2 separate regions of the Homo sapiens genome follow, and region 1 is linked to region 2. The links are chromatin loops, found by intact Hi-C in ENCODE. Cell type or tissue: Caco-2. All regions are shown on one strand. Each heading gives the region's core, and the rest is flanking DNA. Links, peaks and the distances in the headings are about the cores only.

Evidence for each region. Hi-C counts contacts between places; a loop is a spot of excess contacts. Peaks named below come from ENCODE experiments on the same cell type or tissue, not always from the same donor. Only the 100,000 strongest peaks of a DNase experiment are listed, where the experiment ranks them.
Region 1: a loop joins it to region 2, with 10 times the contacts of the local background. A loop is called at or near these places in 2 of 110 quality-filtered maps.

Annotation. Positions count from the first base shown.
Region 1 is chr3:12,346,316-12,362,916 of GRCh38, reverse strand. The region is part of intron 2 of PPARG (peroxisome proliferator activated receptor gamma); the gene reads right to left. Among named protein-coding and RNA genes, the nearest start is that of PPARG, 66 kb to the right of the region's middle. In Caco-2, for the core only: no CTCF peak of the experiment used is centred there; no DNase peak of the experiment used is centred there.
Region 2 is chr3:12,435,788-12,452,388 of GRCh38, reverse strand. No RefSeq gene overlaps it. Among named protein-coding and RNA genes, the nearest start is that of TSEN2, 40 kb to the left of the region's middle. RefSeq lists an enhancer at 6,637-7,836. In Caco-2, for the core only: no CTCF peak of the experiment used is centred there; DNase peaks (open chromatin) are centred at 7,068 and 7,688.

The DNA.
Region 1 (16,601 bases), core at 4,479-12,478, 90 kb after region 2:
TTGATATAATTCAACATTCACTCATAATTTTTTTTTTAAATAAAAAACCTCTTAGGAAGGAAAGGGAACTTCATTAGTCTGCTAAAGAAAATCTATAAAAAACAAACAAATAAACAAACAAAAATCCTAGAGTAGCCATCATACCTGATGGTGAAATATTTAAAGCCTTCCTCTTGAGATCAGCAACAAGGTAATGATACTATCATTACTTCTACTCACCACTGTACTGGAAATCCATCCAATGCAACAAAGGAAAAAGACAAAGAATAATTGGAAAAGAAGAAATAAAACTAAAACTAACATTACTTACAGATGACATGACTGTATTTTGTTGTTGTTGTTCGTTTTATTTATTTATTTATTTATTTATTTATTTATTTATTTATTTATTTATTTTTGAGACGAAGTCTCACTCTGTTGCCCAGGCTGGAGTACAGTGGCATTATCTTAGCTCACTCCAACGTCCACCTCTGGCATTAGGGCAATTCTCCTGCCTCAGCCTCCCAAGTAGCTGGGATTACAGGGGCATGCCACCATGCCTGGCTAATTTTTCGTATTTTTAGTAGAGACAGGGTTTCACTATGCTGGCCAGGCTGGTCTCGAACTCCTGAGCTCAAAGTGATCCACCCACCTCAGCCTCCCAAAGTTCTGGGATTACAGGCATGAGCCACCATGTTAGGCAGACTGTGTTTTTAAAAATCCACAAAAAAACTCATTATAGTTAATAAAATAATTTAGCAAAGTTGCTGGGTACAAGGTCAATATTCAAAAACCAATTATATTTCTATAAGCCAGCAACAAGTAGAAAATGAAATTTAAAAATTATTTTTGCAACAGCATTAAAACAATCAAATACCCAGGGGAAAAAATCTAACAAAATATGTGTAAGATCTCCATAATGAAAACTCAAATATACTATTTAAAAAAATTAAAGAATAAATAAGTGAAAGGATAGTTCATGTTCATGGATTGAAGGACTCAATATTGTAAAGCTTTCAATTATCTCCCAATTTATCTATAGATTCAGAACAATTCCAATCAAAATCTCGGCACTTTTGTGTGGTAATTGATATGCTGAGTCTAAAATTTATAAGGAAATTCAAGAGGCCAAGTGGCAAGGAAATCTTGAAGGGGAAGAGCAACGCTGGAGGATTTATACTACCAGATATCAAACTATTTATAAAGTTACAGTACTTAAGGCAATCTTAATTGGTGCAAAAATACAATGCAATAGAAGAGTAAGTCCAGAATAAATCCCAGACCTATATGGTCACCTGGTTTATGACAGAAATGTCACTGCTGGGGAGTGGGCAAAGGATGATCTTTTCAATAAACGAAGCAGGTCAACTGGATATCCCCATGAAAGAGATAAACCCTTGCCTTACAACATACACAAAAGTCAATTCTGTGTGGATTATGGATCTAAATGTGAAATATAAAACCAGAAAACTTTTAAAATAAAAACACACTTTATCAACCTTGGAGTAGGCAAAGCTTTCTTCCAAAGGATATAAAAAGCACTTACTGTAAAAGAAAAATCTAGTATATCAGACTATATTGATTAGAAATATCTGTTTATTAAGTAAACGAAAAAGCACACAGAGTAAGAGGAGATATTTACAATACATGTATCTGACAAGGTATGCTTTAGAACGTTTACCTAAAGTACTCAATATAAAAATGGGTGAAAGACTTGAACAGGTACTTTACAAGAAAGGATAGCCAAATGGACAACAAACGCTTTTTAAAGTGTTTAACTTTTTAGACATCAGAAAAGGGGAGATTAAAATTAGAATATGATACCAACACACCCATCAGAATGGCTAACGTGAAAAAGACAGAGAATGCCAAGTACCAGTGATGGTGTAGAAGAGCTAGAACACTCATGCACTTCTAGTAGAAGTATAGATTTCTAGAGTCCTGTTCAGAACTGTTGGCAACGTCTCCTGAAGCTCAACATACTCTATTATTGGCTGAAGCATATAGCTACCAGAAATGCATACGCTCCTTCACTAAGAGACCTACAGGACAATGTTCATAGCAGTACTATTTGCAATACTGAAAACCATCTGAATGCCCATCAACAGTAGGATAAATATGTTGTGATATATTTATACAATGAAACACTATACAGTAATGAGAATGAAGTACAATTACATTCAATAGTGTGATTAATCTCACGAATAAATGCTAAGCAAAAGAATCCAGACACAAAAGAGTAAACAATGTGTAATTTTATTTATATAAAATTCAAAACTGGGCAAAACTTAACAATGAGTTAGAAATTAGAATAGTCAGAGGGCTTCTGGAGTGCTGGTATTGTTCTGTTTTTTTTTTTTTTTGTCTGGGTGCTAATTTCGCAAGTATGTTCACTTGTGAAAATGATTTGGACATTTTTCCTCTAAGTATATTATACTTCAATAAAAGAGTTAATTAAGAGAGAATGTTCCATATGGGTCCTAGGAGTGGGGGATGACAGAAGGAAACATGCAGACAAACCAAGTAAGCCAACAAAAACTCTTCCAGTTGTGTTAAAAGGATTGTCATAGAATTTTAGGACATTCACTTAAAAATTATTCAATTCAGAACTCATAAAACAGTATTAAGGCCAGCCATGGTGGCTCACATCTGTAATCCCAGCACTTTGGGAAGCCAAGATGGGAGGACCACTTGAGGCCAGAGTTCGAAACCAGTCTGAACAACATAGCCAGACCGTGTCTCTATTAAAAAATAACAAAAAGAGCAAAAAGAAAGAAGAGAAAAACTGTATTAAAATTATTCTTTTTTAAAAACCAACACAAGTATTTTAATAAACTATCTGTTTTTGTAACCAGCTTCCTTGCACAGTGAAGGCTAAATACATATTCAACCAAGGACTTCAAATCAGTGTAAATGGCGGAAGTAAAAATTCAAAGGGTGTACATTTTATCTAAAAGAGTGAAGCAGGCTGGGCATAGTGGCTCACATCTGCAATCCAGCACTTTGAAAAGTGCAGGCAGTCGGATCACTTGAGATCAGGAGTTTGAGACCACCCTGCCAACATGGTGAAACCCCGTCTCTACTAAAAATACAAAATTAGCCAGGCGTGGTGGTGGGTGCCTCTAATCCCAGTTACTCGGGAGGCTGAGGCAGGAGGATTGTGTGAACCCAGGGGGCAGAGGTTGCAGTGAGCTGAGACGGCGCCACTGCACTTCAGCCTGGGTGACAGAGTGAGACTCTGTCTCAAAAAAAAAAAAAAAAAAGAAATAAAAGAGTAAGTAGGAAAAGTTTTGTTTTTGCTTTAGAACTGATATATTTGGCTTGTATATAAGGCCTATTCTGCTTTACAAGGACACTGTATTTTTAAACAATGCAGGAATTTTTTTCCCCAAATTCTGAGGCCTACGTCAAGAGTCTTGTGTTTGGGAAGTTACTATGTTTGGATCAGCTGAGTAGTCTTTTGAGGCATTCCATTTAAATTAAATAAAGTTGGGGGTTAAATCCATTCAAGCTACCCATTTTTTTATAATGTTTTCTTTGTATCAACAATCTATTTTATAAACCTTGCTTCTTAGAAGTTACCATCATATTTTACTAGTGTGTTTCTCTTTTCCAAACTTCCTCATTTTATTTTCTTTGGCATTTTTCTTTCTCTATATCTTCAGCTCAGTAAATGTTCAATCAGTAATCTAAAACCTTAAATCAAGATAGCTAATCACCTAATACTACGTGCAAGGTGTTTTTCAGGCCTTACAAGAAACACATAGTATTGTGGTTCTTGAGAAGCTTACCAAGGTGAGAGATGTTTAGTAGCAGAAGGAAGTACAGAGACCAGACTCGTGATAGAGATAGTAAGTACTTTAGAAATGTGGAAAAGAAAGATACTAACATGTCCTGAAATAATCAGGGATAGCTTTCTGGTAGACATGGTGTCCAAATTATGTGGAGCCATTGGGATGATCAAGATTTGGATGGTCATTCATATTGAAATCCCAAGAAAAAGGTACATGTCCCTGTCATCAACGTGCCCCTTATATTACATGATATTGCTTAAGAAATAATACTAAGTGTATATAATAGCAAAGGTGATGAGATTTTGTATATGGCATATACCTGAAAATTGAGTTGGTTTCTCCTGAGTTAACTGTTTACATATCTTGGGTAATTGTGGCTAGAAATGTGACTGTATCAATGGCAAACAGAACTCTTTGTAAATGGCAAAGACTTCTGTGTAAATCTGGCCAACCCATTATCAAACTCACTTTGGCTCTTATTAGCATCATATTTTAATCCACTAAGCAAACTTGCTCAATCTATCTAATAGGTCTATAATTTTATTTACAAAACTAAAGGCAGGGCTTTAGGTAAAGTATAGATAATAGTAAGATAATGTCCAGTGAACTTAAATCAGGCATACTTTATTGCTAATGCAAGCAAAATAATAAGAATAATGAGAATATTTTACTTTTTCCTAAAGATCTGACTTAAAAGACCCAAGGGGAGACATTATGTCTGTATTAACTTCCATTTTAAAGATGAGAAGAAGACAGAACTGACGTGTTTGGCACCTATTACATATCAGGCAATTAATACTTTAAGTGCTTCATATATTAGATATTAGCTAATTAAATAAGCTACTCTTTTTTAAACATTGCTAGCAAATAAGTGTTTTGGATGTTCAAATAAATAATGGAAGTATCAAAAGGTGGGTAGATTTGCAGAAGAAGCCAGGGATTTGGGTAACTCACAAACAAATGATGTTTAAATTAATATTCAAATGATATTCAATGAATGCTACTCAAACTAATGGAGGGACACGGTGCAAATTAACTAACAGATAATTCAAAACATATTTGTGCCTGGTTTGTAGCATATCCAGTACTTGGTTTGTTTATATTAGCATTGGTTTTAGAATAATATTTAACATACACTAAAATTTTGTATTTATTTGCTAAATATATTCCAGTCTCTGACCTTAGGAGATCAGCTTGGTATTAATAAGTCAACAAGACCTGATTATACTTATTATGTGTTTGGCATTTGTGGAATATAGAATAAAACATGGATCTTTTCTTCAGTGACTATATGATTTGGCTTAGGGAATACATAAAACAGGAAATAATACCAGACAGTTTGAACTCAGGGCTAAATTGTGTGATAGAAGCCGTAAGTGTTAGAGGATTCTATTCTTTCATTTAGCAAGTATTAATGAGCAATACTATTCAGGTATTTGGAATACATCAGTGGGTGAACAAACTAGACAAAGATCTCTGCCTTCATGCGGTTAACATTCCAGGGAGGTGAAGCAGACAGTAAGCAATACATAGAATCCACCAATAAATTACATGGCATGTTAGAAGACGATAAATGCTTTTTAAATAGGAAATTGTAGAGTAGAGGAGGAAGGGCAATGGGGAGGATATGTAATTCCCCTGTCCTAGGATAGGGAAGGCCAAGGTCACCCTCACTCTAAGGTAAGATTTGAGCCAAGATTATAGGGAATTGACAGAGGTGGCCCAGAGAATGCCAGAGGAAGAGGGTCCTGGACAGGAACAAGAGCTGGGGCAGGTGCACGAAGGCAGGAGAGCATCTGGAATGTGGAAGGAACAGCAAGGAGGCCGGCGTGCTTGGAGCAGAGTGGGTGGAAGAGAGAGAGAAGACCAGAGGGGTCAGCTGGGGTAGGGCAGGAGGTAGGGGCCAGACTTGGACTTTTGTTACAAGTGAAATGGGGAACCACTGCAGGGCTATGGGTGGAGTGACGGATCTGACTCACATTTGAGCATCATCTCTGTGGGTGACCGGTTGAGACTAGGCTGTTGTGAGGTTAGGATGGAAGCTGAAAACCCCATCAAGAGACTAGCAGCCAGGCACAGACGGTGTCCTGGACTGGGCTGAAGGCAGTGGAAGCGGCAGAAGAGAGATATTCTGAACACATTTTCAGTTTAGAGGAGAGAGGGAGCAATGAACAGCAATGAATTCAGAGAATGCTTCACGGAGTAGAGGTTACTTGAAGCTGACCTTGAAGGACAGGGACGATTTGAAAAGATGGAAGAATTAGGAAAGGCATTTCAAGACATACTAGGCTTGGAGCAAGGGTGGGTCGGCCTTACTCTTGGGACAAAGAGATTAGTGTGAACAGAGCAAGACAGGCCAATGCCTGGAATGTGGTGAGAAATAAGGTAAAATATATAAAATATGCCTGGATTATAAAGAGCTTTGAAAGCCAGGGAAAAAGTGTCTAGATTTCACAGCATTCACTATGGTGCCTTGAAAATCGGCACTCAATAAATATTATTAGACTGATAATAAAGATAGGCATTTTAGGACTATTGGCAGTTTGCACTGGATGGCAAAGTTTCTCATTTAGAAGGTCAGCTAAAAGGCCATATAAAAACCTGGCATGAGGTGATGAGGAATAATTCCCTTGTAGGCAATTGACAGTTGACTGTTTTAAATCTGCTTTACAGTGTTAACCACAAGTGCCATTCACCACTTGTGGGAACCTCGATCTTGTGTTGGCAATCCCTTGCTCAAATAAAAATTACACGGTTTAAAACACTGTGTACTCAAATAGCCACGTGATCTTGATTCTGAGGTTATAAGAGTTGGATGGCAGTTGCTATCAGTTACATGTGCAATTTCTTCGTCTTTAAATTAGTTACAGGTGCAAAACTGCTTTTACCAAAACAAAAAACAAAAAACAAAAAAAAGACAATCTGGTAAAACTTTACAGAAACTTAATTCCATTCAAACGAGTCTAATTCATTATCACCTATATTTTCACAAATATTCAGCACTAGTAGATGGATATGAAGCATTTACTGGACAACCTCTAGTGCCTATTTTAAGCGTCCAAAGGGAGCTAACAGGACAGAAGCTCTGTATCACTTTTGTTGATCTAAGATAATGAAGAAATTTACTTTGCTCAGATTTCCTCTGTCTCAAGGAATATGTACCTAACGAAAGAGCTATGAAGATTTTAGAAATTTTCCCAGGATTATCCTAACAGAGTTATAAGTGAGAATGCTGACAAAAATAGTAATATATGACAACCTCTGTGAGAGGTATACAATTGTTTTTCATTTAATAACCAATTTTTATACTGCAATTGGCAGATTAAATGGATAGCTGCTGTCAGGGAGCTTTCAAGACAAGTTGTATTCCTTAGAGATAGTAGGGGAAAATAAAATTAAAAATGAAACCCTGTATTTTCTTGTAAACAGCTAATGTAAATGATACTTCTTTGGGGTGTTTCCTATAATTCATAATTTTGGAGGAAAGTATGAGACAAATGACAGTTTTCAGAAAAACAGTGATTTTCAGAGTTTAGAAATCTACAAAATCTGCCAAGTACTGGTGATGAAAAAAGAGGTTAATCAGAGTTAAGTCAGAAAAAAATGATAAAGCTAGAGCCATACTCAGAAAAAAATTAATATGGACAAGAGTAATATTCAAGAAAAAGGTCTTGAATTCTAATTACACGTGAAATTATGGAATTCAGGGGCAGGCTGCGATGGCTCACGCCTGTAATCCCAGCACTTTGGGAGGTCGAGGCGGGAGAATTCCTTGAGCCCAGGAGTTCAAGACCAGCTTGGACAACATGGTGAAATCCTGTCTCTATAAAAATTACAAAAATTTGCTGGGTGTGGTAAGGTACGCCTGTAGTCCCAGCTACTAGTGAGGCTGAGGTGGGAGGATCACCGAAGCCCAGGGAGGTTGAGGCTGTGGTGAAATATGATATCAGGCCTCTGCACTCTAGCCTGGGTGACAGAGTGAGGCTCTGTCTCAAAAAAAAAAGAAGATCTGTGTCAATAACTCAAATCTTTTCTGGACTTCTACTTCAGTGTACGAAAAACATTATAATCCAAGTTTCTCAATGCCTCTGAGAAGAAAACATGTAATTGTCACTTTTATTTAGGCCCAAAGAATAACTTCAATTTCTTCACAGGAAAATATTAATGAAAGTGGGAAATAATTTCATCATTTAAAAAAATTAGACACAAAGATGCTTTCTCTAAGTTTGATCATCTTCTCAAAACACTCACAGGAGATCATGCGGATGCCCCGCTTCATTCATATAACTGCCACTTACTCTTGTGCAATAAAGAGTTCTGCGGTTTTTGTTTTTCCATATCCATAAAGTGTTTAAAATGTAGGTTTCTTTTCTTTTTTTTTTTTTTTTTTGAGATGGAGTCTCGCTCTGTCGCCCAGGCTGGAGTGCAGTGGCGCAATCTCAGCCTCACTGCAACCTCTGCCTCCTGGGTTCACGCCATTCTCCTACCTCAGCCTCCTGAGTAGCTGGGACTACAGGCGCCCACCACCACGCCTGGCTAATTTTTTGTATTTTTAGTAGAGACAGGGTTTCATCGTGTTAGCCAGGATGGTCTTGACCTCTTGACCTCCTGACCTCGTGATCTGCCCGCCTCGGCCTCCCAAAGTTGTGGGATTACAGATGTGAGCCACTGTACCCAGCCTTTTCTTTTTTTAAACGGAGCCTTCTATTCTAGCCACAAGTGATTAACGCTACAAGGCTAAAGCAATAAATTCCATATAGGGCTTTAGATCTACTTGCACAAGTATTGTGTCATTTAATCCTCCCATTAATCCTGTGTATTCTGTTAATATATGTGGAAACAGAAGGCCAGAGAAGAAAAATGGCGTGCTTAAATTCACACAGCAAATATGTGGCCAACAAAGGACTGGTCCTTATATTCCCTGGTACTACATGGGTCCCTTTAAACTTCTGGAAAGGTGAAAACTTTGGTCAGTTATCTAAATGTTTCTGAATATACAGTTGCCTGGAGATATGTAACCACAGATTAAGTATCCCTCAATAAAAATGGCATGCAATCAATCACTCACTCCTATCTCAGGAGAGACTCGTTTTGAAGGATTGTCTATTGCAGCATTTATCATGTCTCTAAGGCATATTTCCATTGCTCAATCAGCTCCAAAGGACAAGTGTGTCATCATCTTTCAAGGCTCTGGTGCAACGACTTAAAATTGTAGAATTCACACAGGACTAAGTCTGGCACTAAAAGCAGGAGGCATATTCAGCTTGAGCTTGTGGAAGCTTCCCTTCAATCTTGCCAATTTTTACTAGTGGAAATGGTTTCAGAGCCAGCATGAGGTTACTTGGGGTTGCTTGAGGAGCTCTTGATAAAAAGAGAAAGGGGAATAATATAAAGGGGTCACAGCAATGATGGAGCCTTGGAAAAAGTATGGAAGTCCTCTTTGGGCATAGTGGCTAAGTGTAGTCGAGATTTTTAATCTCATGAATATGACCAATCTACCTGGATATCTGAGTCATTCACACTAAATGTGCCACTTTTTCTTAAATAGCAGTACCCAACCATTTGCAACACCCCCAATTTCACTTTGCCTATGATGAGGAAGAAGGAGCACCTAAGAGGACTACTGTACCCATGCCAAATACCTCAACTCCACAGTGTTCAACTCTGCTGGCCTCGGCTAATGATGATCATATAGCTAATTTATTTTTAAGTCTGTCTGTTTTGGAAGAGGTGGAGTAATTATTTAAAGGTCATTTACAAAATGCAATAGGAGTAACAATCATAGGTCTTGGGCCTTTAGGAGCTCACATTTTTAACAGAGAAACAGTGCTTATGAAGAAGTAGTAGCCAGAGACCCTATAAGACAAGGGTTAAATTATTGGTACAAAATATAATGTTTTAATTGCTAATAATTTCATTCTGCACTATGTTAATTAGGAAGAAAAGTACTGGATCATTCTTTTAGAGGAAATTGAGACTCAAAAAAATTAAACTCAGAGTAAATTCAAAGCATAAAATTAGAGATTAGCACAGAATGAAAACTAACTTGAATCACATAACCATCCCTTACCACAAACAGTACTTGCCTCTCAGTTAACCTATTTGTTGATATTTGTTGCACTGCATTCTAGACATGTTCTTTCAAAATAGACAAAACTATCAAATTTTGACTCAAGAACTATTTCACAGTATAGCCAGGACATTCTGCCCTGAGGCAGGCTAAATTAATAACTGAAGAAAGATAGCAACAATTTTTATGGCTTGCAGAAAAACAGAATAACAACAATTTATGGAATAAAACAAAACTCCTAGTTAAGAGGCTTAGATGATAGAAATACATGTTGAATCAAATTACTGTAATAAAATAAAACAGTACTTCAGGAAACATTTTCTTACTCATTTTTAAAAAGCTTTATATTTTAAAAACGGTGACTAATATGTTCAAACTTCAGGCTTCCAGGAAAATTAAAAGGTTAAAATGTAAAGCCATCCATTTCAGCAATTAAGTGACTTAATTTTAATGCTTTAGCACTTATATTATAAAACATGAATCACACTAGCTAACAATCTATTTTTACACAGAATCTGAGAAGAGAAAAATAAAATGAATAGAAATATAGACATCAATACGAGACAATACAAAACAGAAAAGGCTGTGCTAAGAAACTCCAGTAGAAGGAGCTATAGAAATGGAGAACTTATATTTTGCAATGGCCAAGAAAGAAATATTGAAAAGGAGGTATCTGATTCTGACACATCTGAAGAGAAGTTAATAGGTAGTCACTTGCAATAGGCATTTACTGTTTTAGGGACCTCATTTTCTTTATGCATAAAATGTGATGCTTGGAACAGATATTTTTCAAGGTTCCGACAATCTATTCTGCAATGCATTAGGCACTATGCTAGGAAGTATCCTAAGAAATCTAATAAAGAGCACCACTTGGTCCTACACTCTGGGAATTTACAATTCTTTGGGAGAGCTGAAGTGCACACACAATACCTAGATTTCAAAATAGAACAGAAAAGAGCTGAGAGTACTTCAAGAGGAATAAAAGTGCTGCAAGAGGGATAAAAACAGTTATGAGAGATCTCTAACATATGAGATGAAAAGAGGAAAAAGTGACCCTTCAAGTCTAAAAAGCCCTTATGTATTCTTGGGAAATCTATGCAAACTCAGGAAATAAAAATGAACAGGATTGTTTTTGGATATAACTATACCTTTAATGCTTAAAATTCAGGAAATGGGAGCCATGCACAGAGATAAAATAGATTAGGTTAGGTTTCCTTTTTTAAGGTTCTGAACATGTTTTTAAATGAACGCGATAGCAACGAGCTAAGCATTAAAATACTGGAGTGTACACATGATAGTATTAAAACAAACACAACCTGGAAGACAAACTACAAGAGCAATTTTACCCTTACATAAATGCCCCCACGTCCCCAATAGCCGTATCTGGAAGGAACTTTACCTTGTGATATGTTTGCAGACAGTGTATCAGTGAAGGAATCGCTTTCTGGGTCAATAGGAGAATCTCCCAGAGTTTCACCCATAACAGCATGGAATAGGGGTTTGCTGTAATTCACACTGATATTTTGTCTCTATCTAGCAAAAGATCAATCCGTTAAAAGAAAAAGACTTGAAGTAACAGAATTTGTGAATACACCCATGAGTCAAGACATCAGTTTCCAAATATTTGGGAGAGATGGGAATAAACACAGAAAGGACTGGGCTTGAATTGGCTGGCACTGTCCTATTAGGAGCCAGCTGTGACAAAAAGTTGTGTCATAATGTTCACTGCTTTGGCAAGACTTGGTACATTACAGGGAAAATATTGCCACACTGTCTCGCCGGTGACCCACATGTTCAGTGTCTTGTGAGGGGCGTGAACTGTACTGTATTTAGAATTATCAGAGCAGAGACTGTTCAATATCCACTTGCATTTTTTATTGTTGTAAAATTCACAATTGCTTCTTAAATGGAAAACTTAAATCTCTTGCTTATGAAATACCAGAAAGCTTATTTGGGCAAAGTTTTCTTTCGGTGTCTATTCCTGGTTGAATCTCTAATCACATTATTTGAAGAAAAATTTGGAATTCAAATATGTATCCATAGTTTAAACGTTGGTATCAGCATGCTACTGAAATGTTATATTCCTAAGGTACTTACTCTACTGATTTGTGAAGCCCAAAATGATACTGACTGCTATCTAAATTCTGTAAAATTAAATAGCTGAGAGAATGAAGAAGGGTTTGATATGGTTTCAATTTTATACATCGGGTTTGCTTTCTTAAAAACTTCAGCTTATCCATCAATAGCAACTGCAGCAATGTTACACCAGCTGATGTTTGAACATCAATTGATGTTTAAACGATAAGTGCTATGTCATAATGAAAAAATGGAGTTCTCTATGAGAAGAATAACACACCACCAGAAAAAAATAGACTTACGCTGTTAGGTTGGCGAGGAATTGTGGTCAGTTTTGTAATCAGGAAAAAGCTGGCTTCTTGCTCAAGGCCTTTGCCCTTTTTGGCAAGGAGAAATACTAGCTGTGCCAAATTACCGATGTGGGAGCAGGTCTTGTCACATGAGTGGCCTATTAGAATTGCAGTGACTTTGCGGACTTTCAAAGACGCCCCCACACAGGGCAGTATATTAGAAGGCAATAATTCTCTGAATTATACTTATCGTGATATTCTGAGTAAAATAAATATATATCTGGTTAATCTCCATTGAGTAACTATTCATTCTTCAAGGGGACTAGTAAAAGTGTCCCTGTCAATCATGGTGCAAGAGCCTGATGGGGAAATGCTGGCTGGGTCTGAACATCACGGAATAAAGTGGGGGAGTTGAGCAACTGTGCCATTAAGCCCCAAAACATCTTTATTAAGGCAATCCAAGTTAAAGCAAAACTTGGGTTTGCTAATTTGTCCAAATGACTACAGTGATTACAGTTGTGTAAAATTAGTTTTCTCTATATTCAGTTGAATTCTCAATAAAGGAGCTTCTCCTTTCCTCCCCATGCTTGGAAATTTACTTATACTACAAAGTAATCCAGACACGATGGCACAATACTTAAGGATATGACTGAATTGAACTCAAGTCCTATACCAGTCTCTGTTACTCTTTGGCAACACACAGATGCAGTCCTTCCACCTGTCCTCATGTCCTCAAAGGGTCTCACTTCTGGACTCTTCATCTACTGTTACTTCTATTCTCTTTTTTCTCAGACACTATTCAACTTCTGAGTCTAGTGGGTAGTGAGGCCTTCTAAGCCTCTAATAGTTCCCATACTGTGCTTTAGCTTCTGAAACATAAGATTACATATTTTAACAATTTATTATTCCATAGCATCAGAATCTGATAACACCTACTCCTATAGCACCCACCACATTCTGACATTCCGTCTTCCCCCAGACTATGTTTTACTTGAAAGCGAAAACCTGTCTTACTCATTACATTTCATGCATTTGTTTGTTCAACAAATATTCATTGCCAATATAATATGTGGCAAGCCTAAAGCTAGGTGCTAGGTAGACAATGATGAACAAGACGGATGTGTCAAAAAACAGTCAATTAGCAAAAACTACAATTTTAATAAACACAGGGCCTGCCACATAGCAGCTCAGTAAATGTTGCTTACACTTTTGGCAGCATACACAAACCAAGCAACACGCAAAGCATCCCTACATTACTAACAAAACAGTTATACAATGTGGATTATTTAATCATATTTTATGTTAATGATAGTTGCACTGCAGTGCTGGGTCACTTAAGAAATAACTTGCTTACATGGACATTCAAATGAATGAAAATAAAGATAGATGAGCCAATCTCATTTGTATCTTATTATGTATCTGTTTTGTCTTTAGATACTGAAAAGACTTATTTCCACATTTATTCATCCCATCATTCATCAAATACCTACTAAGCACCAGGTACTGACCTAGGCTTAGGTGGTAAATAATAAGCCAAGGTTTCTATACTTAATGAGTTCACATGTAACTATATCAAAATTATCCAAATATACTTAAAAGAGTGATCTTTTCATTGGCTTAAACTTGAAGGTCAATTGGCATGCAATGATATGAGAAACAATATATTTGTTTAAGTACAGTCATTACTACCAGTAAACAGTATATGATCATCAGAGAATTTATAAGACATGCACGTGACTATCCCTATCTTCAAAGCCTTAAGATTCCCCCAGTGTCCTGCCCTTTATAATACTGATTGGAAGGATATTACAATAAGATACATAAAACAGCATGCTGGTGATTTACATGATAAGATCTTAGAACTTTAGATCTTGCTTAGGGTGCTTTGTACACCAATGGGTTGTCAGCACTTTGCACGTCAATGCAGCAGTCTATTGCTATTCATCCTATGGATGGTCCCCTTGCAGGATAGTCCTTGGTAATGTTACAGAGTGAGGAGGAGTGGTAAAAGACCACTTTCCTTATGCACTATGTACTCCTTCTGTTGAGGGATGTAAGGTTCTGTGCAATGTAGAGGTTGAGAAGAGGGCCATCTCTCCTAGGACTTTGGAGACAGAAGGGTATGGATGTGACTTTGAGTACACCACCACATCCTCAGCAGGAGAAAGAATGGGGATAATGAGGAATGATTCTATAATGAGGAGGATGAAAACTTAACTCTACCCCAGTTCATGATATTTGAAAAAATTGACCGCTTGGTATTAGAGAAAGCTACTCTTCAACATTTAGTCTTCAATATTACTTCACAGAACCTGTCTTTGGCTACAAGAATCTGAATATTACTCAGCCATAAAAACTCTTCACACTTTGGTACTTTTAGGAGAAGGCAATTCAACCAATAAAAGCTGTGAATGATTCAATAACAAAAAGTAAGAAAAGGTCTAAAAATCTATAGTTAATAAAATCATGGTATTGAACCTATATAAAGTTATTTTTAGCATTACTTGGTGTTGGGATGACTTACATAAAATATTCCCATAATATAGAATATTAAATACTTTGGAGCCTGCATTATTCTTGAAAGCTAATGAAAACTTCACTCTTTTTTTGCTATAAATTTGGAATTTATTCTCTAGAATGAATATGAATTTTTAAAATTGCTTAAATAGCTTTTTCTTTTGTGTGAAATAAGCTATGTTAGTATTGGTATAAAATTGTATGTACAGTATTTTTTTCTTTTGCTATAACCTCATTTAAAAATCTGCTTCATTTAATGCTGTAAGTGCTACTAACATTTATGCTAGCTTCTAAAAGGTTAAGCATTTAGATCTCATTGCATCCCTAGAACCTAGCAGAGTCCCTGGTTGGCATTAAAACACACATATTGTTTTTGTTGATGATGAGAGTAATGAAAGAACAGCACATCCATATCACATGTATCATTCAAGAAGGAGTTTAGAGACCTAACGAACTGATAATAGCATCCATTTTCTTCTTGTTTCAATAAGATGTAAATTTCTGGATGATGCTCCCACGGAAGCCAGATAATTGCTAACAACCAGAATGACCAGCCAAGCTCACTTCTCCCCCTACCCAAAAGAATGGCTGCCTTTTCCTAGTGCAATTCAGATTGGCTTGGAACTTTATTTTCAAGTGGTGGTTGCATCAGTTCAGGGTTTCTTCATAGTCCCAGGGGAGAGACAACATGAGAGAAATGCTGGGCCAATGGGACACTCCTTTGAGAAGAACAAATAATCCTGTATCCTGGATGTAAATTTCACCACAACCATCACAACAAGCCGGATAGTCCCATAAAAGCAGACAAAGGAAGGTCAATGTTCAATGTATCTGTGCCCCTTTTGGAAAATTTTTTAAATTAAAAAAATTTTTGACCGGGGTCTTGCTATGTTGCCCAGGCTAGTCTCCAACTCCTGGGCTCAAGTGACCCCCCTGCCTCAGCCTCCAGAGCAGCTAGGATTTCAGTTGCTCGCCACCACACTCAGCTGTGTCTTTTTTTTTTTGAGACAGGGTCTCACTCTGTCCCTCAGGCTGGAGTGCAGTGGCACAATCTAGGCTCATTGCAACCTACCTCCACCTCCCAGATTCAAGAAATTCTCCTGCCTCAGTCTCTCGTGTATCATTTTTTTGAAAGGCAAATCCATTCTTCTTTAACCAAAAACTGTAATTTTGTTCAGATTTTCAAAAGTAATATATTTTATGGACATAATTATATTAAACAATTATATTATTTTGATTTAAAGGAAAATAATGCTGCTAGGTGCAATGGCTCACACCTGCAATCCCAGCACTTTGGGTGGCTAAGGCAAGAGGATCCCTTGAGCCCAGGAGTTGGAGACCAGCCTGGGCAACAGAGTGAGACCCTGCCTCTATAAAAAAATAAAATAATTGGCCAGGCATGGTGGCATGTACCTGTAGTGTCAGCTACTTGAGAGGCTGAGGCAGGAGGGATGCTTGAGCCCAGGAGACCGAGGCTGCAGTGAGCTGTAATCGCATCACTGCACTCTAGCCTGGGTGACAGAGTGAGACCCTGTCTTAAAAAAAAAGAAGCCAATAACTCCAGTAAATGTATCTTTGGTATCAAAAAAAAAAAGGTCTTCTTAACTCAGAAGCAGTAGAAAAGAACACTGACATTGGAGCCAGAAAGCCTAGGTTTTACGTTTTTGTCTTGGCTCAGCCACAAACCTACTGTGTCAACTCTTTGGGTCCACATTTCTCATCTCTAGAATCAGAAAAAGCCCTTTCCACAAAACAGAATAATCCTTAAGGTCTTTTTGAGTTTTAATGTTGAGATACTGAATAATATGACTGTAATTCATTTATTTAAAATTTAATGGAAATTCTCCATATTGCATACTTATTCATGTTCTGATC
Region 2 (16,601 bases), core at 3,761-11,760:
CCAAGCACTAAGGACCTTCCCCTTCCAGGGTCTGAATATGGGCACAGCTGGCTCTCTGTCCACCACTAACTTATCTGGAGCTTCTCCAAGGCCACTTTTAGCCACTTGAGCCTTTTCAATTTATGGTTCTCTTGAACACTAGCGTGTCTGGCCTCTCCTTATTCAAACTGTACATTAACTTTCCCAAAATAATATAAGCTCTTGGGGAAAGGGGCTGTGGTGCAGGGCTTGCATGGTGCTGGGGCACAGTCAACAGTCACTAAATACTGAGTGCCTGTACAAGCCAGCTCTATGCTCACACTCCAGGAGGATGCCCAGCCTCCTGGCATTCATGCTCTTGCTCCCTTGTTGCAGTGAATAGGGCTGGCCTGTGTGACCTATAGGATCTTGTGAAAATAATGGAATATAACTTCCAAGGCTAGGCCATAAGAGGCACTGTGGATTCACCTTGCTCTTTTAGATTCCTCACTCGGGGAAGCCAGCTGCCATGTTGTGAAGATGCAGCAGGGAGGTCTACGTGGTGAGGAACTGAGGCCTCCCGCCAACAACCACATGTACTTGGCTGCTACGGCTGCCATAGCAAAATGCCACAGCCTGGGGACCTTCAAAAACCGAAATTAATTTTCTCACAGTTCTGGAAGCTGGAAGGCCAAGATCAAGGTGGCAGCAGGGCTGGTCTCTGGGGAGGGCTCTCTCCTGGGCTTGCAGACAGCTGTCTTCTCGCTGTGTCCTCACAGGTCCTTCTTCCCTGTGTGTGCATGCTCCTGGTGCCTCTTCCTCTTTTTAAAAAGACACCAGTCTTACTGGACTATAACCATCTTTATGACCTCATCAAACCTTAATTACCTTCCCAAAGGCCCCAAATACAACTACATTGGGAATTAGGACTTCAACATACAAATCTGGAGGGGAAACGTTCAGTCCATAATACCCTGTGAGTGAGCCATCTTGGAAATTTGTTATGCAGCAGTAGAATAACTGATGCACTAGAAGTATAAAATGATGTATCAGTCTGATTAACTGTTCCTTCCCTCTTCTGAGGGACTCTGACTTGCTCACATCCTCTGGTGCCAACACATGATATTTTATCCTGCATGGAAATTTTCTGCAATTGTGCTTTGCTGCCCAGCATTTTTAGGGCCTCCTGGGATGTTGGTCTAGAATGCAGACCGTTAAGACTCTACATGAGACCTATTTTGCAGATGCCTATGCTTTTGGTACCCCGTGTCCCATCCCTCAGCTCACTTCTGATTTCAGCCACAGCTGAGATGGTGAATGGTTTGGTGCAAGCTGAGACTCACTTGCATAATCAAAGCCCCTCACAGGTAAATGCAGCACATCTCCTTACCTTCTGCACCAGGACATTCTCCTTTCTCTGACTATGGGAGCCTTCTCTGCACATAAATAAATACCATCAGGATGCCCCTGGGGCAATCCTCAACCAACAGGGATGAGGCCTGTCCTTCAAACGAACCATCTTGGGAGTATTTCTCTATGGGGAGAGCAGCAACTCTTCCTCCCTCTTTGTCTCACTCTCTCACACACGACTGGTTCCTCTAAATCTCCTCCCCCACACACTGCTATGCCCAAGTCCCTGTCTCAGGCTCTGCTTTCAGGGAGTAGTAAGATGTGCTGGGTGCCTTCATTGCCTCTCTGGATCCACGCCCCATGCTTTGCACCCTGGGAGGCTGACTTGTATGGTTTGCATCAACAGGCATCCTCCCCCTCTGGTTTCTGGCTGGCTTCAGTCAATGAGACATATGCAGGAAGCCAGGTTGGGGAAACAGAGAGGGATCCAAGATTTATTCCCCCAGTTCCTTCCCCACGGTGTCCCCACAGGCTGGCTGCCTCCCTGGACCATGGTCAGGCTCCTGTCAGGCCACTGTCTTCCCACAGCTGACTCCCTCTACAGGTTCTGGTGACTTGTGGAAGGTGACTGGTCCTGGACTCGGCCCCATCCCTGTGGTTTCACTACACTCTGCCCGCCCCTTTGTAAATGATCCCTTTATTATTAAGCACTCTTCAAATTACCCACTTCGAGTGTGCCTGCTGTATCCTGGTGGGATCTTGACACAATTCTCTTTGTGCTCCATGTCCTGTTGTAGATGGAATAAATCATGTTTCCCTTAGGTGACTATAGTGGTTGCAAGATATTTGCTCCAGAAACGATTTCCTTTTCCTTTGGCAACAGCCCTGGATTTTTGTTTGCAGAAATTCTTGTCTGCCCAGTGTGGTTCGGGTGGGACTCCAACCTCTGCTTCAGGGATGGGCATGTGACATAGGGTTAAGCCCATTGGCTTTTTGCATCCCCCTGGACACAGCAATTGGGTAGGTGGTGCATCATGTGACCTTGGATAGACCAATCAGGTTGAAGTTTGAACACCAGCAGGTGCTGCCTAAAAAACATGGCAGTTTCTGGTCTGGAGCTCCCATGATCCTGCTAGATTTCTTGGCGGTGACTACTTCACCTTGAGCTGAGCTGCGGTGTGGTGTCCCTGCCAATTTAAAAACTACGTGTCCTTGGGTAAATTACTTAGCAATTCTGTCCCTCATTTACTTCTTAAAAAGGTACATGGTAATTTAATAAGTGCCTTATTGAGCTGTCGTGAAACTAAATGAGATAACTCATGAAAAGAACTTGGAACAGAGATTTTATTAAAGCAACTCTTCCAGGATTTAACTGGAGGCCTTTTCTGTTCTAGGACCCAGATAGAAGTCAATGGAGCTGGGCTGGGAAGACATTTGTGACAGCCTCCTGCTGAACTTGGAATTGCACCTCCCACCACAGAAGGCTTTGCTACCAGGTCAAGCTCCTCAGACCGGTCATTCCTCACTCTTTTTTTTTTTTTTGACAGGGTCTCACTCTGTTGTCCAGGCTGGAGTGCAGTGGTACAAACACAGTTCACTGGAGCCTTCCAGGGTCAAGTGATCCTCCTGCCTCAGCCTCCTGAGTAGCTGAGACTATAGGCATGCACCACCACACCTGGCTAATTTTTTAATTTTTTGTAGAGACGGGGGTCTTGCTATATTGCCCAGGCTGGTCTCAAACTCCTGGCCTCAAGTGATCCTCCTGCCCTGGCCTCCCAAAGTGCTGGGATGACAAGCATGAGCCACCATGCCCACTCACCACTCTTTAAGAGGCTTCTGGTTGCTCACAGGTCTGGTTTTTGGCAGTTCCATTCCATTGGCTCCCGGATGTACCCAGGTATGTCAGAATCACCCCTCCCCATATCAACACAAATTAGCATCCAAACCTGATTTTCCACACTTCAAAGAGACAAGGCTCTCTGAAGAGGGTGGAAGCTGGGTCCTGGGAAGCATCATTCTGGAAGGGCTTTGACGGCTGGCTTGGCTGACACAAGGGGGCACAGTGCTGCCCTGCTTGCTGTCCCTCTAGTCTAACCTTTCCTCCTAAGCCTCCTCAGTCATTGCTGCAGAGACTACCCCCAGGACATTTTGCAAACAGCCATTTGGTCTCAGCCAGGCCTGGACCCTTAGTGAAGCAGGACAAGGAGAAGGGAAGGAGCTTCCTAAGCTGTCTGAAATATGCCCTTGTTAGACGACCGACCTTCCTTCCTTCCTTCCCATCTTCTCCTTCCTTCCTTCCCTTCTTCTTCCTTCCTTCCCTTCTCCTTCCTTCCTTCCCTTCTTCTCCCTCCTTCCTTCTCTTCTTCTCCTTCCTTCCTTCCCTTCTTCTCCTTCCTTCCTTCCCTTCTTCTCCTTCCTTCCTTCCCTTCTTCTCCTTCCTTCCTTCCCTTCTTCTCCTTCCTTCCTTCCCTTCTTCTCCCTCCTTCCTTCCCTTCTTCTTCCTTCCTTCCCTTCTCCTTCCTTCCTTCCCTTCTTCTCCCTCCTTCCTTCTCTTCTTCTCCTTCCTTCCTTCCCTTCTTCTCCTTCCTTCCTTCCCTTCTTCTCCTTCCTTCCTTCCCTTCTTCTCCTTCCTTCCTTCCCTTCTTCTCCTTCCTTCCTTCCCTTCTTCTCCCTCCTTCCTTCCCTTCTTCTCCTTCCTTCCCTTCTTCTCCCTCCTTCCTTCCCTTCTTCTCCTTCCTTCCTTCCCTTCTTCTCCTTCCTTCCTTCCCTTCTCCTTCCTTCCTTCCTTCCTCCCTCCCTCCCTTCCTTCTCTTCTTCTTCCTTCCTTCCTCTTTCTTTTTCTTTTTCTCTCTTTCTTCTTTCTTTTTTGGTCCCACTATGTTGCCCAGGCTGAGTGCAGTGGCTATTCACAGGTGCAACCATGGCTCACCACAGCCTCCAACTGCTGGCCTCAAATGATCCTCTGGCCTCAACCTCCTGGGTAGCTGGGACTACAGGGGTGTGTCACCATACCTGGCTAGAGTTTCATGTCTTCGGGTTAAACATTGATGTATTCAGATTCCCCTTTAAAAAATGTAATGTCCAAGAGCCCTTTTAGGATCTGGAATCTGGCTCATTTCCCACTATTCTTTCATATATGCCCAATGTCCCATCCCCAGTGGACAGCTTAGTGTTTCTGGAACTGGGCTGTGCTTGGTTATACTTCTGTGCCTTTACCTATACTGTTCCTTTACCTGAAGCACCCTTACTCACTTTCTCCGCTTGAGCAGCTCCTACTGAACATTTAAGACACAGCTTAGGCTGGGTGCGGTGGCTCACGCCTGTAATCCCAGCACTTTGGGAGGCTGAGCTGGGCACTTCACCTGAGGTCAGGAGTTTGAGACCAGCCTGGCCAATATGGTGAAGCCCTGTCTCTACTAAAAACACAAAAATACACCTGGCTTGGTGGTGCCTGTCTGTAATCCCAGCTACTCAGGAGGCTGAGGCAGGAGAATCGCTTGAACCCGGGAGGCAGAGATTGAAGTGAGCCGAGATCTCGCCACTGCACTCCAGCCTGGGTGACAGAGCGAGACTCTGTCTCAAGCAAAAAAAATAAAAAAAAAGACACAGCTTAGTTGTTGCCTCCTCCATCCTCCAGGCTGAGTTAGGGGCTCTCCATTGTGTGCCCATAGCATCCCATACTAAGTTCCGTTATCGCCCATATCTCTGCTGGTAACTGTTGGTTTACTTGTCTGCCTCACTCACTAGACAGTGCATTTCTTTCTTTTCCCTTTCTTTTTTCTTTTCTTTTCTCTTTTCTTTTCTTTTTCTTTCTTTCTCTTCTCTCTTTTTCTTTCTCTCTCTTTCTTTCTCCTTCCTTCCCTTTTCTTTCTTTCTTTTTTTTTTTTATAGGGACTCACTCTGTCACCCAGGCAGGAATGCAGTCGTGTGATCACGGCTCACTGTAGCCTTGACTTCCTGGGCTCAAGTGATGCCCCCACCTCAGCCTCCCAGGTAGCTGGGACTACAGGTGTGAGCCAACATGCCCAGCTAATTTTTGTATTTTTTGTAGACACGAGGTTTTGCCATGTTGCCCAGGCTGGTCTCAAATTTTTGGGCTCAAGTGATCCACCCACCTGGGCCATCCAAAGTGCTGGGATTACAGGCATGAGCCGCCGTGCTCAGCCCAGTGCATTTCTTCCCCCCTCTCTCCTTCCCTTCCTTCCTCCCTCCCTCCCTCTCTCTCTCTCTCTCTTTCTCTCTTTCTTTTTTGAGATAGAGTCTCACTCCATCACCCAGGCTGAAGTGCAGTGGCGCGATCTTGGTTTACTGCAACCTCCGTCTCCCCAGGTTCAAGTGATTCTTGTGCCTCAGCCTCCTGGGTAGCTGGAATTACAGGTGCATGCCACCACACCTGGCTAATTTTTGTATTTTTTTTTTTTTTAGTAGAGACAGGGTTTCGGCATGTTGGCCAGGCTGGTCTCGAACTTCTGACTCCCAAAGTGCTGGGATTACGGGTGTGAGCCACTGCACCTGGCCCCAGTGTGTTTCTTAAAGGCAGGGCCCATGACAGATTCACCCCAGTGTCCTCAGCATTCAGGATCTGGGTATACAGTAGGTGCTCAAGCGTGTTCTCGCTATCTGTATAAGTGGGTGACTGCCGCTGTCCTAACTCCAGCCACCTCTATTGCTAACCTGCTGTCTACTTAGTTTGGCCTCCTCCAACAAGCAGACCCTGAGAAAGGATTTGAGTGCAAGTAGTTTATTTGGAAGATAAGAGAATACGGGTAAGGCAGTGAGTGAGGAAATGAGACCTGGAAGAGAAGGCAGCCAGAAAAGTTGTTTTCAGGCAGGTTGGCACTGTGGGAGAGTGGCTCTGAATCCCACTGGGGAAACTCTGGGAGTCAGTGCAGAACAGATATCCTACCTGAGATGTGAGGGAGCAGGGGTCTATATGCCCCAACTAAATTAATCATCAGTCCTCAGTCAAGAGCACTCCTGGGGAGCACTGAGACCCTGGCAAATCTAGTCGACTGCATGGAACAGCAAAGCACACTTCTGTGGCTAGAAAGGGCTCAGGCAAGGAACCACAGGGGCTGGCGGCCAGAAGTCGGGCCAGTGTGCACCCAGGTGGTAAGGCCGAGGGACACGGGCCAGCCTCCTGCATTGGAGCTGCTGCAGCAGCCTCGTCAGTGGTCCCTACCTCCAGTTTCTCCATCCCAATCCCAACCCACACACTGCTGGATGTCAGGGATTGTCTCACTCATCTTTATGTCCCCAGCATTCAACAATAGGGCCTGTCTCAGAGGTGACACCTGGTGAGTACTGAACAAATGAATGAACAAATGACTGAATATGTGATTCAATGGAGGGCTGTCAAATTAGCAAAGTTTTCATGCCTGGCAGGAGAAATTAGGGGTCTGGAGATCCCTGGGAGCCCAAACGCAGAGAGAGAGAGACAGCGAGAGAGAGAGAGAGTGCACAGAGGTGGGTGGTAGGGTGAGGGCAGGAGGGATGGAGGTGGGCAGTGATGGGGAGGAGAGGGGACTTCCTGTGGCTTTGAGGCTGGCTGGCCAGGTGGCCATGAAGAAAGGCTCTTTTCATATATTTTATGGGGCGGGGAGGCTCCCCAGGCCGGAGGGCCTTGCTGCTGTGGGAACAGTTTCCGCCCTGGGCCTGTGGGATTGCGTGACTCCTGGAGCACTGGGCCCAGGGTGTGGAGGCAAGCAAATGCCATTAGCCCTATCAGTGATCTCCCGGTGCAGATATGGAAGTTTGAGGAGGCCCAGCCGGCTCTGCCCAACTGTAAAGAGACGTGATTGAGGCGGGTCATGGGAAGGTGGCAGTGATTAAGGGGGGTCGAGTCCTGCTGACTTCCTGCCCAGCAGGTAGTGGTGACCAAGGGAGTCAGAGGATCGGGTGTTAGTCACAGCACAAACCCTCTCACAAAGCTTGTAAAAACCAGGCAGAAAGTTTGCTGGGGGACCTCCAATAGCTCCAGGGAGAAAACCTCATTCCCTTGGAGCTGGAATTGTACCTGCCCTGAGGACTGACTCAGGAGCCGCGGGTACAGAGACACCAGGTCAGGTAACAGTACTAATAACACGGCGGCCCCAGGAGTGCTAGTCTGTGGTGTTTGCGAAGCACTTTCTCCTTCCATTATCTCATCTAATCCTCCATATGGCCCTGTTAGGTCTGTAGAAATAAGGATCACCTCCATCTGATTGATGCGAAAACGGAGGCCCCAAGGCTTCATGCTTGAAAACATGGGGGTGGGAAGGAAGAACGGGCAGGGCTTCTGAGCCGGGGCTGACTTTCAGCGCTGTTTTGGCGCTGGCTGGGGTCCAGGGATGCAGATCAGGGCAGGAGGGGGCGGTGGCAGCAGCCCGGGGAGAAGGAATCTGAAGAGTGAAAGGACTCTGCCCTGTGGGGCCCTGCCGTCTGGGCCACTGCTGCCCTGATAATAAAACTCTCTCTCCCAGAGGCGAGATAGGCACTCAGGGAACCTTTCCTTTGAGTTACCGGAGAGAATAAAGTCCTGTGAAGGAGTCAGCAAGGCATGCCTCTTGGACGGTGTGCGCGTCTGTGTGTGGAGACAGAGTAGAAGAAATACCCACTCTGGGGCAGCATAAACAGCCACAGGGGAGGGGGAGGCCCATTTATGGAGGCCCCTAACCTTCAATTCCCAGAGGTCTTTGGTTCTGCCAATTTGAAGGACAGTCACCGTATTTGAATTTAGAAGAACTCCCAGTTCTGTCACTTAATGGCCTCAGTTTACCCACCTGTGAAATGGAACAATACTATTTCTCTCAGATGGTCACTGTGCTGGAGAAATGAGATGACGGGCAGTTAAATGGGAATCCCATTTCTCCAGCAGCCCCCGGCATGCAGAAGGCGCTCTGTACATCTTTAGGGAGCCAGTGGATACAAAGACAACGCAGACATTCAGACCTCCTGAGCCCAGTGGGAAAATGGGGTTTGCGGGGCAAGATGATTGACCTACGGTCCTACAGGGAGCTCCAGCAGGAACACATGTTGGCCTCCTTTACTGTGGCTGTTCTGTAACCCTGGTCACCTTCTTCCCCAGCCTGCCTGCACCTCTAAGCTCCAGACACCCATAGATCAAACAGCCAACGAGACACCCCCGCCTGGGTGCCCCACAGATACCTCACCCTCAGGATTTCTGAAGCAGAACTTATGAATGTTCTCTCCAACAAGCCCCCTAGTCCAATAAAGAGCATGTCCCTGTCCCACAATCCATGTCACCTGAGTATCACCTTGAGAGTTCCCCCTCCCTCACCTCCATGTTAAGTAGATCCTGGACTGTTTCCCAAATCTGTCTACTCCTTCCGACCCCAATGCCAGTGCCATTCCCTCACCATGCCACTGCCACCTCTTATCTGTATGATGGTCACAGCCTCCTCGTGGTCTCCCACCCTCCAGTCAAGTCCTATCTCCTCGGCTGATGAAGGGATCACCAGAGGGAATATCTGATTTGCAACTTCCCTGCTTAAAACCTTCCAAGGCTTTCCATGCTCCCTGGATAAAGTAGAAATCACTCCGTCCATCAGTTTAAGTCCCGACCTATATTAAAAAAGCCTTGATTCTATTCTAGTGTTCCAGCCATTCCTCCTCCCCCAGCACCCTCATATCCCAGCCACATCTCAATATTTATACTTCCCAACATGCCACGTGCTTTTGTGCATGAGCCCTTTGCCAGCTGTTTCTTCCTTGTCTGCCTGGGCCACTCTTATAAATCCTCCCACTCATCTCAAATGTCACCTCCACTGTGAAGCCTTCCCTTTACCTCCCCGGGGCAGAGTGAAACCTCTTCCCCACTTCCATAGCAACAGAAACCACAGAGCTCAGGTTATCTGGGAAATTTAAAATAAATTCTTTCGACGTCGAATCATAAGTGCAATGTGGGGCTGGAGAAACATGGCTGTCCTCTTTCGTCGTGACGTGCACAACCCTCTGTCCCGGCATTTGTGGCATTGGGTTACGTGCTAAGTGCTCTCATACTTCATCTATCTCATTCCTTAACGGTAACTTTGGGAAGTAGGTATGAGCTTGCCCAATTATAAAAGAGGAAACCTAGACAGTTACATGGCTTGCCTACGGTGATACAGCTAAGAAATGGCTGCGTGGGGGATTTGAACCCGCCTGCCTGCCTCCGAGCCATTCCACTCCTGGCACCTGTCGGGTGTCTTGGCGTTGCCAGCGTTTGTGTTTATCTCTTCCATGAGAGTGAGTTCTTTGGTGACCCAAGTCATGCCAGGCTTATCTATGTATCCCCAGAGCACGGGGACAGCTGGGGACAGAGAATGTCAGTGAGCATTTGCTGACACGGAGCTCAAATCTTTTCCTCTTCCCTCCTCTCAGGCTGACCATGAGTGACCTTTTCTCCCCTTTCAGGCTGTCTCCTGGGCTCCATTTTGGCCAGATTTCCTTTGTCTCCACCGTGCAAAAAGCAGGGTCACGGGACTCAAAGTCTGACTATTACCCAGGAGACGCTGGGCAAGGAACTTCTCTCCCTGAAGGACAGGAGGGTCTGTGCCTCTCAAAGTGGGGTACACAGCCCTCTCTTAGGGGCACCCGAAGCCATAGGAAAGATGTAGTGCTCCATGCTGGGGACTCTTTTTCTTCTCAAAGTTTTGGGGTAGGTAGAAATAAATGAAGTCATTTAACTTCTAAATGATACTTTATACATTAATTTTAAAGTTACAAATATATATAATATCTATATATAAGGTATTTACATATATAGGAGTAAATGACAAAGCTCATGTTAACTTTCAGAGGAAAACCTGCGTGGGCTGCATTAGACTACACTCCTCACATCTCCAGGGAACATGATGGAAACATGCAGGAAGCACCCCATAGGGTCGCACCGGGTTCCCAGCTGCAAGCACCCACCCTGGCTAGGGACGTAAGGAGATGCAGAATGAGTCAAGCTCCCTTTCCTTCTGCCGTGGTTCCTAGGTCCTCTCTTGCAGCAGGTCTCATGTAATGGAAAGACCATGGCTCTGGGGCTAGGAGGACCTAAGTTGGAATCCTAGAATGGAGTTATGGCTCTGTGACCTCAGAGTTCAGTTTCTCTCTTTCCCTTTGAGTATCATGGGCTTGAGAATACTGTCCACCTGTGCGGAATATTCTCCTTGCCCCTCAGATGCCCCCTCCACTCTTCTCTACCAGGCTGTGTGCTCCAGGAGGCTGAATCGCACGCATGGTATCCATTGGCTCTTTTGCTCTCTGGCTTCCAGCTGGACTTGGCCAATGGGAGACTTTGGCAGGAGGTTGAGAGGAGAAAAGGACTCCTCTTGGCCATGCTGGAGTGACCAGTGGTTGCATTCCTTGGTGTTAGGGGTGCGACTCCTGAGGGGAGCCTCTTCTCTGCCTGCAGCCCTCTGGAGGTTGTGCCACCTTTTCTTCCCTTGTCCTTTAGAGCTGGGCGGGTGGGGGGTAAAGGCTTTCTGCGGAGGCCGGCCTTGGCATGTTTCACTATCCTTTCCTGGTTTCCCTTCATTTAACCCTCCCACGACTTTGAATCTAGTCTCTGCATGACACGCTCCTCAATGGTCTCTTTTGAGTGTGCCATTTCCCCCTGCTGGGATCCTGACCCATAAACCACCTCACCGGGCTTGTGGAAGGATTCAGCAGACAGAGGGCAGTTTATAAGTAAAGCTTGTACTTGGTGCTGGAGAATACTTGCTATCGTGAGGTGACAGAGTGGGGAGACAGGGGACACGAGGGGGGCAGCCCTGGCTAGAATCTTGACAGTAGGAGGCAACTCCTAAAACTCCTCCTTCCCCAGCAACCGTCCCCCACCCTGCAGCCCTGGGAGGCCTGGCTGGGGAGAGGCTTTTCCAGGGCACGTTTCCCACTGCTGTGGCAGCAGCGGCAGCATCATCGATAACACGCCGGCTCCTCGGAGGCCTTCCTGGCTCCAGCCCATCTGGCAGGCTCAGGCGGCCAGAGACCCCGGGCCAGGAGCTGCCAACCCGCTGACTCAGCACAACGCCCCTCTCTGAGCAGCTTGGCTTTGGGTGGGAACCAGCCATCCATCCGGTGTCCCTCCCCTCCCCTTGGAGGTGGCTGGACCAGCCCCAGGCCTTTAATAAGTGCTGGCTGTTGCCTGGTCCAGGCCTAGGTCGCTAGGAGGGCTGAATGCAAGCACAGGCAGCAGAGAACACAGGCCTCCGAGGGTCAGCCAGAGAGGGCTCTTTCTTCCTGCCAGCCTCCCCTGGAGGCCCCCAAGGCCTTGGGATATCAGAGCTAGAAGGGCAGACCAGCTCTCTGTGGAGATGGGGAAACTGAGGCTCTGAGAAAGTGACTTCCCAAGTCCCACTGCAAACCCCTATCAGACCCAGGCAACACTGGACAGGTCCTCATGGGCAGAGTCTCATGATTTCTTCTCTGGTGGTGGATGCTGGTTACCAATGTCCCCTGGCCAGGATGAGCTCCTAGCAAATCCTGTGAGGTTGGAGGTACTCGTCTTTTGAAGATTTTAATAGTTTATGGGACTTAAGCACTTCATCCACTTATGACCTCTCATTCTCACAACAACTCTATCAGATAGGAATTGGGGACTTCGCCAACTAGATGAAGAAACTGAGGCCCAGAGACAGGAAGCAACTTACCTAAGGTTGCACAGATAGTATGCGGCAGAACCAAAGTCAAACTTTAGTCTTTCCTGCCCTAACGCTTTTGCTCTGCCAACCAGGCAACACTGTCTTTGGTTATTCTGGAGACAGCACAGCATACCAAGAAAGAGCCCTAGCAGGGGTGGGCCTCTGGAAGCCTGAGGTCCAGCCTCAGCCCTGCCTCTCCATTTTTCTGGCCTAGCTCCTTCACCTCTATGGGCCTTTCTTATCTGTAAAGAGTAGTGATCAGGCTTGCCCTGCTTTTTTTCATTTACTCTATAAAACATGCAGGGTAGGTGCTGCTATTCCCATTTTATGGCTAGGGAAACTGAGGCCCATTCATCATGAAGGAATTAGATGTAATTTGCTGAGATAGTTCTACAGGCCAGGTATGATGTCCCCAGAGAGGAAAGTGACCTACCCAAGGCCACATACATAGAAAATGGCAGTGCTAAGTCTCAAACGGACAATGGGGGCTCTAACCTACACTTTCCGGCTTCCAGTATTGTGGAAAAATGGCCAGGGGATCACAATTTTCCAACTCTTGCGGGAAGCCACTAGGATCCTCCTTGAGTCAAGCCCGTGGCACTAAATAGACCCCAGGAATGACACTCTCCTGGGAACTTTTGGCCTGGAACATATTTACACAGCTCCGGAGGGGATGAAAATATCCCAACCCACTCCCTACAGACTCAAATTAGCAATTTTCTTATTCTTTATAACCCCTCTGGAAATTCCAACTATGTAATATTAGGCTAAAATTAGGAGTGTAAGTCACAAGAGAAAAGTCCCACTACTTGGGGAGAGAATGTTTTTGTAGCCTCATCCTGAGCATGTGTTCTAAATCAGAACACAGCAGTTGTCTTTCAAATACTGTTTTTTTCTCCTAATCCTTATAGATTGGAGGCAAAATCTTTTGAGAGAATGTATTTTTACTCTACTGCCAAGTGCCAAATTCAATCCCGGCTTTGAGTTTCCAGGCTCCTCAGGTGAGGTCCAGAACACTTGCACAGGAAGACCTGTCCCGTGGGCCCAGAATGCCTCCTTAAAGGTGGGGCACTTTAACAGCCGCGGCAATAACGTTACCCGCAGCCAACACTACCGACTGGTTTGGATGTACCGGGAACCTGTGTGAAGTGTTTTACAACCATTATTACATTTAAGCCTCATAACAGCCCTCTAAGGTGGATATTATCTCATTTTACATATGAGGGCAATTAAGGCCTAGAAAGATTAAGAGATTGGCCAAAGCCATATGGACCTAGAACCATAGCTGTGAAGTTAGACTTTTAACCCAAATCAGCGTAACTCTGCATTCCACCCCAGGGTGCCGTCTCCAATAATAGTTGCTATTTATTGAACACATACTGTGTGCTACACACAGTTCTAAGTGTCTTATATAATAATCTCTTTTGTTTTTAATATGCTTTTTTTTAATTTTTATTTTTGGAGACAGAGTCTCACTCTTTTGCCCAGGCTGGAGTGCAGTGGTGCGATCTCGGCTCACTGCAAACTCTGCCTCCTGGGTTCAAGCAATTCTTCTGCCTCAGCCTCCTGAGTAGCTGGGACTACAGGCACACGCCACCATGCCCAGCTAATTTTTGTATTTTTAGTAGAGACGAGGTTTCACCATATTAGCCAGGCTAGTCTTGAACTTCTGACCTCAGGTGATCTGCCCGCCTCAGCCTCCCAAAGTGCTGGGATTACAGGCATGAGCCGCCGTGCCCAGCCTCTAATTTTCTTGAGGTCTATGACCAATGCAGGCCTTTTCTGGACATGAGATATGGGACAGGCAGGCTTTGACATATGTGGATAAAAATGACCATGAGATCTCCATGAATTAGATTAAGAAGGTGAAACGAAGCTCCTGGAAGCAGAGGGCCTTTGTAGCTTGGGGCAATATGAGCAACGGTAGGGAATGGATATCAACAGGGGATAGGGCCAGTGTCCTTAAGCTGTTTATGATTGAGGCAAGATATTGCGACCAGATGAAAGGGAAGGAGGTGAGCTGGAGCCCCCAGGGTGCAGGAGCAAGCATGTGGTAAGTGTGAGCCCAGGGGCAGAGCCAGGCCTGCGGGGTGGAAATCACCCAGGGCCTTAGAGGGGAGAGAGCTTCTTGTCTCTTCAGTAGTTGTCTGTGGGTTGGGCAACCATCAGGAGCATTGTAGAGAGAATTTCTACTTTGGGGAGTGTTGACTTTCGGGGCGCTGACTTTCCAAATTGCAAATTTGACCATGTCTCTCTTCTGCCTGGCAGCATCCCCGGATCCCAGTTGCTACCAACACAGCCCGAGAGAGCTCCTCGTCAGGGAGGACAAGGCTCCCACAATTTGCCGCTGACTGGCCACATCCACATTTTAGCCTGGGAGCTGTGGGCCACGCCCCTCACCTGGCCGTTTTCTGAACGCTTGGAGAATTTCACACTCTTGGGCCTATGCACACGCTCTGCAAATCCTTTCACCTCTCTAGGCACTTGTTGCGTCTGCTGAGCTGTGACTACTCATCCACAGACTGTGCCCCCCTTGAGAGCAGGGCCTAGTCGCGGTCACCATCATAACCTGCTAGACATGACTGGAGTATGGATTATGTGTTTAATGAATGCGGTGGGGCTCTGGGACATTGTATGATCTTTTGAATTCTTAAAACCCTGCTATTTCTTTTCAGTTGGTGTTAAATGGAGGATGTACCAGGTGCAATCCCACGGTCAGGGTGGAGACGTGCAAATAACAACATTCATGATGCAGAGACAGCCAGGGGCTGAGGTCAAGAACCAGGATGAGGGGGTGAGCAGAAGGTAGGGAGGGGGCCACCTAGTGACCATCAGGCATCTTGGTCCTCCTGTCTCATAACCCAAACTCTTGGAGTGAATGAGTAGGAAAAGGGGGACCAGAAAGCAATGGGGATGGGCATGGTGGAAATGAGCTTTGGTTCTTTCTCTCAGGATGTAGAATTAGGAGCCCCGCACCCGCCCATCTCCACTAGGTATTTCCAAGGGAATGGGTATCCAGAGGCCAACATCCAGCCCCTCTCTCACCCAGCTCTTTCCATCAGCACCACACGGTCAGCGGGTGATGTCAAGCAAGGAGGACCTGTCCAGGAAAATACCTGCTTTTTAGCCTCGAGGGAGCCAAGAAAAAGTCACTGGAGTCCAGAAGCCACCAAGAAAGCCCGCCACAGATGCCTCTGTCCCCTTCCCTCTTTGCCCCTCAGTGGAGGTGGTGAAGCTGCCCCTCTGGCTTCCTCTAGTTGGAAATTCGCTATGTGACATCAGCTAGTGCTGCCACCTCTTCCGACCCTGAGCCTCCTAGGCTCCTTGCTCTGCACCCACATTGTAAAAAAGGAGCCAGAAACTCAGGCCAGCCTAATTTCTTATGGCGGCTGGAGAAACAGGGTGTGCAGCTTTGTTTCTTCTGTGTGTCCCCTCTTCGTTCCTGGGCTCCACACACAGCGGGAGGAAGGAAAAGGGAGCCCGTTCCAGGGAGGTGCTGGGGGAGGGCTCTTGTGGGAGCCTGGAAACCCTTTCTTGACTCTTGACCAAAGTTACTTTTCTTCCTATTTTTATTAACACACATCCCTACATGTGTTTGTGTCCAGAGAAAGTACTATGAATAACTGATGACAGATTCGTTAACTTATGATTCATCCTGGGGGAGAGAAAGAGGGAGAAAGGAGCAGGAGCTTTGGAGGCTGAATATAAAGTGTTGTCAAATATTTAGCAAATGATCTTCCAAGCCACAGGGAAAAAGTCAGAGATGGGAATTTGAAAGCTGCCAGGATTTAAAAGCCATTTAATGCTAACCATCAGTGCCAGAGAGCTGAGAGCGTTTCTCTTCCTCCTTCCATTGGCAGCAACAGCTCCGATAATGTGGAAAGGCTTGGATGGGCTGCGGAGCGCTGGTGGGAACTGAGACCAGGCAGCGGGGCTGAAAGACTTTTTGTTCAAGAAAGCTTGTAAATAAGGGAGCGCCTCAGAAGTGGACTCTATCTTGTCTACTGCCTGTACATTCTCTCTTCCAAGAGATCCCTGACCATCAGCTCTCTACACAGAAGACTCTAGCCAGTCATCTGGGTGTTTGAAAATAAGTTTCAAAATATCCTGATGTTTGGCATCAAGGAAGAAAAAAAAAGAGCCATATGACTGACTGAATTTGTCACTTTCCTTCCAAATGTTTTGGTGTTACTTAGACAATGGCTTCAGTCTTTGTCTATCTGTCATCCTAAAGGTTTGAGCTCAGAAAGGTCTCTCCTGAAGGGTTAGGAATCCTACATTTTTAGGGCTGGGGTCAGTACTCACTTCTATAACCTGATTCTTTGGAGATATAGTTATTTTTAAGCAAAAGATGAACAGGTCTTTCTTGATATTTTGGCTTGAAAACCTCAAGTCTGCAGTTATGTCTCCTGAGTGTAAATATCCTAAGGCAAGATAAATTAAGGGAGAAGTGGCAGGGAAATTTAGGTCAGTGGAAATAAGCGTCCCGCACAACAGACACCTCCAGATAGTTTGGTTACACTCGTAAGCTTGTCCAACCTGCCTTATTTTGTTGTTGTTGTTTGGTTTGATTTGGTTTGGTTTAGGCTTTTAGTAGCCTGAAGCCATGGTTTTTAATTTCTGTCCCTAGTGGTAAGTGGAAAAGAGGGATGAGGAAGGGGCTTTATTGGCCCAGTCAGAAAC